Linked DNA regions of Homo sapiens: region 1 is linked to region 2. The links are chromatin loops, found by intact Hi-C in ENCODE. Cell type or tissue: pancreas. All regions are shown on one strand. Each heading gives the region's core, and the rest is flanking DNA. Links, peaks and the distances in the headings are about the cores only.

Region 1 (2,903 bases), core at 222-2,721, 140 kb after region 2:
ATCTTTCTCCGGAAGAGAATTCTCATCGCGATTGCACTCATCAAAGAAGCCAGCAGGTGGGGGGCCAGGGTGCCAGGGGCCAGGATGGAGCTGTCCCTAGAGTTGTGTCTTTTGCCCTGACGCCTGTGTCTCTGCTCTTCCCTAGGGCTGTGGGATACGTCATGTGCTCCTTGCTCTACCCACTGGTCACCTTCTTCTTGCTGTGCCTCTGCATCGCCTACTGGGCCAGCACTGCTGTGTATCTGCCCCCAGACACTGATCTCTGACCCCAGGGATGGCTAAAGACCAACTTTGCCTAGAAGTGACCTGCAGCTTAGGGATAGGGCTGGAAACTGGTGGGAGAATGGATTCTTTCCCACAAAAGTCCCTGGGGTCCTCAGTCCTAGACCTCTGCTTCCTTAACGAACCTCCAGCTTCCTGTCCACTTCCAACGAAGCGGTCTATAAGATCTTTGATGACAGCCCCTGCCCATTTACTGCGAAAACCTGCAACCCAGAGGTGGGCGTCCCCGGGGTGGGGAGGGCAGGTATTGCCCCAGCAGGCCCCAGATGATTTGAAACCTCTCATGTCCACTTGGAGGTTCAGCAAACAATTGGCCCCTGTTGCATGTCCTGTGCTAGGTGTGGGGGAGGACGCACAGTGGGGAAGAGACTCTCTAACTGGATCGAACAACTTCCCAGGGCAAGCTGGCTTCCTCTCTTCAACTTGACCAGGCCTTCACCCTGGGTGCTAAATCACCCATTTTTCCCTACTTCCTTTTTTTTTTTTTTTTTTTTTAATAAGACAGAGTCTTGCTCTGTCACCAGGCTGGAGTGCAGTGGCATGATCTCAGCTCACTGCAACTTCCAACTCCCTGGTTCAAGCGATTCTCCTGCCTCAGCCTCCCGAGTAGCTGGGATTATAGGCACACACCAGCACACCAGGCTAATTTTTGTATTTTTAGTAAAGACAGGGTTTCACCATGTTAGCCAGGATGGTCTCGATCTCCTGACCTCGTGATCCACCTGCCTCTGCCTCCCAAAGTGCTGGGATTACAGGTGTGAGCCACCTCGCCCGGCCCATTTTTCCCCATTTCATTTCCTGTCTCCATGCCCTCTTCTTGACCCCAGTGATGGCCACGTCTTGTTTCTAGAATCCCTTCCTTTGCACAAGCCATATTCTGAACTCTTAATTCCTTCCCTTAACTTCAATCCCTATGTCTCCTGTCCTACCTCATGGTTTTCCTGGCCCCACACCTGATGCTCAGAGCCCACTGTGAACCCCTGGTGCCTCTTTTTGGACTCGGTTCTCCCTTCTCTCCCACAGACCTTCCCCTCCTCCAATGAGTCCCGCCAATGCCCCAATGCCCGTTGCCAGTTCGCCTTCTACGGTGGTGAGTCGGGCTACCACCGGGCCCTGCTGGGCCTGCAGATCTTCAATGCCTTCATGTTCTTCTGGTTGGCCAACTTCGTGCTGGCGCTGGGCCAGGTCACGCTGGCCGGGGCCTTTGCCTCCTACTACTGGGCCCTGCGCAAGCCGGACGACCTGCCGGCCTTCCCGCTCTTCTCTGCCTTTGGCCGGGCGCTCAGGTGGGCTGGCGTTGCAGGCAGGATGGGGTGGAGGACGAGGCCTGGCCCAGCCACCGACCACTCCCTCGGCCCGCAGGTACCACACAGGCTCCCTGGCCTTTGGCGCGCTCATCCTGGCCATTGTGCAGATCATCCGTGTGATACTCGAGTACCTGGATCAGCGGCTGAAAGGTACGTCCCACCCACGGTTCGCATTAGCTCCTGTTGCGGGGCGAGGCTGAATAGCGAACCAGGATTGGGTCTTGCTTGGAGGTGGGCGGGGCCAAGATAATAGAGCAGTGATGGGTTTCTGTCTATGACGGGGTGGAGTTCAGGAGTTGGCGTGATTGAGTCCTGCGATGGAGGAGCAAACCAGAGAACCTACTGGGTGGAATTCTTGCTGTTGAGGGGACAGGCCCAAGAGGCCTGGCCCACCATTGGTTATTACCAGAGTGAATTGGAGTGGTATATATTTGCGCTGAAGAGAGCAGGAATAAGACTGGTTTATTAGCCGGGCGCCGTGACTCACGCCTGTAATCCCAGCACTTTGGGAGGCTGAGGCGAGCGGATCACCTGAGGTCAGGAGACCAGCCTGGCCAACATGGTGAAACCCCGTCTCTACTACAAATACAAAAATTAGCCAGGCATGGTGGTGTGTGCGTCTGCAGTCCTAGCTACACGGGAGGCTGAGACAGGAGAATCACTTGAACTCCGGAGGTTGAGGTTTCAGTGGGCCGAGACCGAGCGACTGCACTCCAGCCTGGGCAACAGAGCGAGACTCCATTTCAAAAAAAGGAAAAAAAACTGGTTTATTTTTCTTAGAGGAAGGGCTCTGGGGCTGGGATTGATGGTACTTTGTTTTAGAGACAGGATCTCTCACCCTGTCACCCAGGCTGGAGTGCAGTGGCACCATCATAGCTCACTGCAGCCTCAAACTCCTGGGCTTAAGTCCCTGTCTCTTTGACAGCGTGGACTCAGGAGACCTGGACATTGGCAAGTGTGTGTGATAGGGAAGAGGGGATCCCTTCCAAGTCAGGCTGGTGTCCCCTCACTTCCACATCCCTTCCCTTCTCTTCCAGCTGCAGAGAACAAGTTTGCCAAGTGCCTCATGACCTGTCTCAAATGCTGCTTCTGGTGCCTGGAGAAGTTCATCAAATTCCTTAATAGGAATGCCTACATCATGGTGAGTGGGCCTGGGACCCCCAACCAACCCGCCAGCTCCTGCTGGGTGAGAGGACCACCCCCCATGCCCACCCAGTGGGTCTGATCTCTCCCTCCCACTCTCCTCCAGATTGCCATCTACGGCACCAATTTCTGCACCTCGGCCAGGAATGCCTTCTTCCTGCTCATGAGAAA
Region 2 (2,903 bases), core at 321-2,820:
TGGCTCAGCCTCCTGAGTAGCTGGGACTACAGGTGCACACCACCGTGCCCACCTCCACTCGAACTCTAGTGCTTGCAGTTGTTCTCCAAGGATTGAGGTATCAGCAACTCCATTTTCCAAATGACAAAACTGAGCCTCCTAGCCATCAATTGCTCAAGTTCAAAAACACATCTGATAAACCCCTAGTGGCTCAGCCAGATCCCCCACTTCACAGATAACAAGATAACATCTCAGAAAGGAGAAATCACACATTCAGCATCACTCTTTGATGCTCAAAGAGTCCTTTAGGTCCGGCACAGTGGCTCACACCTGTAATCGCAGCACTTTGGGAGGTTGAGGTGGGAGAATCCCTTGAGGACAGGAGTTCAAGACCAGCCTGGCCAACATGGTGAAACCCCATCTCTACAAAAAATACAAAAATTAACCAGGCGTGGTGGTGGGTACTTGTAGTCCCAGCTACCCCAGGGTCTGAGGCAGGAGAATCACTTGAACCTGGGAGGCGAGGTTGCAGTGACCCAAGATGCACTCCAGCCTGGGCAACAGAGCAAGAGAGACAGGGTCTTACTCTATTGCCCAGGCTAGTCTCCTGGACTCAAGCAATCCTCCCACCTCAGCCTCCCAAAGTCCCTGATTATAGGTATGGGCCACAGTGCCTAGCCCAACAATTTCAAACTGATGGAACATTTTCCAACTCCGCACAAAGGAACCATATGGGTTTGTGACAGTCCCCTAAGCATTTCCCAGCCCCAGGCACAGAATCAAAGGTCACTGACTAGAACTCTCCAAGGAGCTTAGCTTCATCCTGAGGCCTCCACTCCCTGAAGACAGGAAGAGGAAACAGCCTCAGGAAGAATACCCGGATCTCAGTGTCTTGGGACTTGCCAGGAGCAGGACCCTCCGAGCCCACCCCCAGGCCCTGCCACTCACCTCTCCACACTGTTGTGGTGGATGCAGCCGTGGGAGCCGCCGACGGCATAGATGTGGCCATCGATGACCCCCACCCCGATGCGGTTACGGGGCACGCTCATGGGGGCGCAGGGCGACCACTGATTGGTCATGGGGTTGTAACAGTCCAGGGCGCTGGAGTCGGTGTTGCCGTCGGGCGAGTTGTTCCTGCCGCCCACGGCGTACAACAGCCCGCCCACCACGCAGCCGGCCAGGCCGCTCCGCGGCACCTGCAGGTCCGCCAACCGGAGCCAGGTGCCGTCACTGGGGTTGTAAGCCTCCAGGTAGCTGAGCGACTGTCGGAAGTAGCCGCCCGCGGTGTAGATCAGGCGGCCCACCTTGGGCGCCCGGCAGGGCATCACCTGCGTGGGCTTGTGCAGGGTGAGCTCCTCGAAGATCTTGACCAGGTAGTCCTTGCAGCGGGAGTCGGACTGCAGGATCTCGCACTTCTGCAGCTGCATCTGCAGGAAGTTCGGCGTCAACGAGTGGCAGCGCACGGCCCGCAGCAGCGCCTGGACGTAGAACCGTCGCTGTTCGCAGTCGTACTTGACCCAGTTGATGCAGGCGTGGAAGACCTCGGACTCGCAGCGCACGTTCAGGTCGTCCCGGCTGATGAGGGTCACCAGTTGGCAGTGGGACAGGTTGAAGAACTCCTCTTGCTTGGCCACCTGCAGAGGGCGACAGTGGGACGGGCTGACTCTCCAGTCACCCCCACACCTCACCAAGCAGGACCGGGACAAGTAACTTATCACTGCCGCTGACAGTCTCAGCTTCCTTATCTGCTAAATGGGGATTCAAATAATAGGAACCGCGTACATTGTGATGACTAAATGAGTTAATCCTGCCGGGCGCGGTGGCTCACGCCTGTAATGCCAGCACTTTGGGAGGCCGAGGCTGGCGGATCACGAGGTCAGGAGTTGAGAGACAAGCCTGGCCAATATGGTGAAACCCCATCTCTACTAAAAATACAAAAATTACCCGGGTGTGGTGGCACACGCCTCTAGTCCCAGCTACTCGGGAGGCTGAAGCAGAAGAATCGCTTGAACCCGGGAGGCGGGAGGCGGAGGTTGCAGTGAGCCGATATTGCGCCACTGCACTCCAGCCTGGGCGACAGAGCAAGACTCTGTCTCAAAGAAAAAAAAAAAAGAGTTAATACTATGTGCCAAGTATGTCATCAGGACTCAGGAAAATGGGCAAAGACTCAGTAGATCGTGTACCCTGGGGTATCATTTGGCTTTGGTTTTTGAGACAGAGTCTCACTCTGTCACCCAGGCTGGAGTGCAGTGGCATGATCTAGGCTCACTGCAACCTCTGCCTCCCAGGTTCAAGCAATTCTCCTGCCTCAGCCTCTCAAGTAGCTGACATTACAGGCACCTACCACCATGCCCCGTTAATTTTTATTTTATTTTATTTTATTTTGATATGGATTCTTACTCTGTTGCCCAAGCTGGAGTGCAGTGGTGTGATCTTGCTTCACTGCAACCTCCGCCACCCAGGTTCAAGTGATTCTCCTGCCTCAGCCTCCCAAGTAGCTAGGATTACAGGAGTGTGCCTCCAGAGCAGCTAATTTTTTTTTTTTTTTTGGAGACAGTCTTGCTCTGTCGCCCAGGCTGGAGTGCAGTGGAGCGATCTCCGCTTGCTGCAACCTCCGCCTCCTGGGTTCACGCCATTCTCCTGCCTCAGCCTCCCGATTAGCTGGGACTACAGGCGCCCGCGACCACGCCCAGCTAAGTTTTTTTGTATTTTTTTAGTAGAGATGGGGTTTCACCGTGTTAGCCAGGATGGTCTCGATCTCCTGACCTTGTGATCCACCCGCCTTAGCCTCCCAAAGTGCTGGGATTACAGGCGTGAGCCACCGCGCCCGGCCATTTTTTTGTATTTATTTTTAGTAGAGACGGAGTTTCACTATGTATTTTTAGTAGAGATGGCATTTCTTCATGTTGGCCAGGCTGGTCTCA

Evidence for each region. A loop is a pair of places that touch in the nucleus more often than their neighbours do. Peaks named below come from ENCODE experiments on the same cell type or tissue, not always from the same donor. Only the 100,000 strongest peaks of a DNase experiment are listed, where the experiment ranks them.
Region 1: it touches region 2 in a loop (2.1-fold over the local background); 11 of 110 quality-filtered maps call a loop at or near these places.

What each region holds. Positions count from the first base shown.
Region 1 is chr19:10,635,018-10,637,920 of GRCh38, forward strand. SLC44A2 (solute carrier family 44 member 2 (CTL2 blood group)) reads left to right here. Exons shown (of 22, transcript NM_020428.4): 12 at 1-56; 13 at 146-238; 14 at 414-498; 15 at 1,306-1,568; 16 at 1,645-1,739; 17 at 2,627-2,730; 18 at 2,839-2,903. Among named protein-coding and RNA genes, the nearest start is that of SLC44A2, 11 kb to the left of the region's middle. RefSeq lists an enhancer at 1,543-2,065. In pancreas, for the core only: no CTCF peak of the experiment used is centred there; a DNase peak (open chromatin) is centred at 1,624.
Region 2 is chr19:10,490,650-10,493,552 of GRCh38, forward strand. KEAP1 (kelch like ECH associated protein 1) reads right to left here. Exons shown (of 6, transcript NM_203500.2): 3 at 928-1,613. Among named protein-coding and RNA genes, the nearest start is that of KEAP1, 11 kb to the right of the region's middle. RefSeq lists an enhancer at 1,270-1,770. In pancreas, for the core only: a CTCF peak has its summit at 1,605 (motif pointing right); DNase peaks (open chromatin) are centred at 1,232 and 1,572.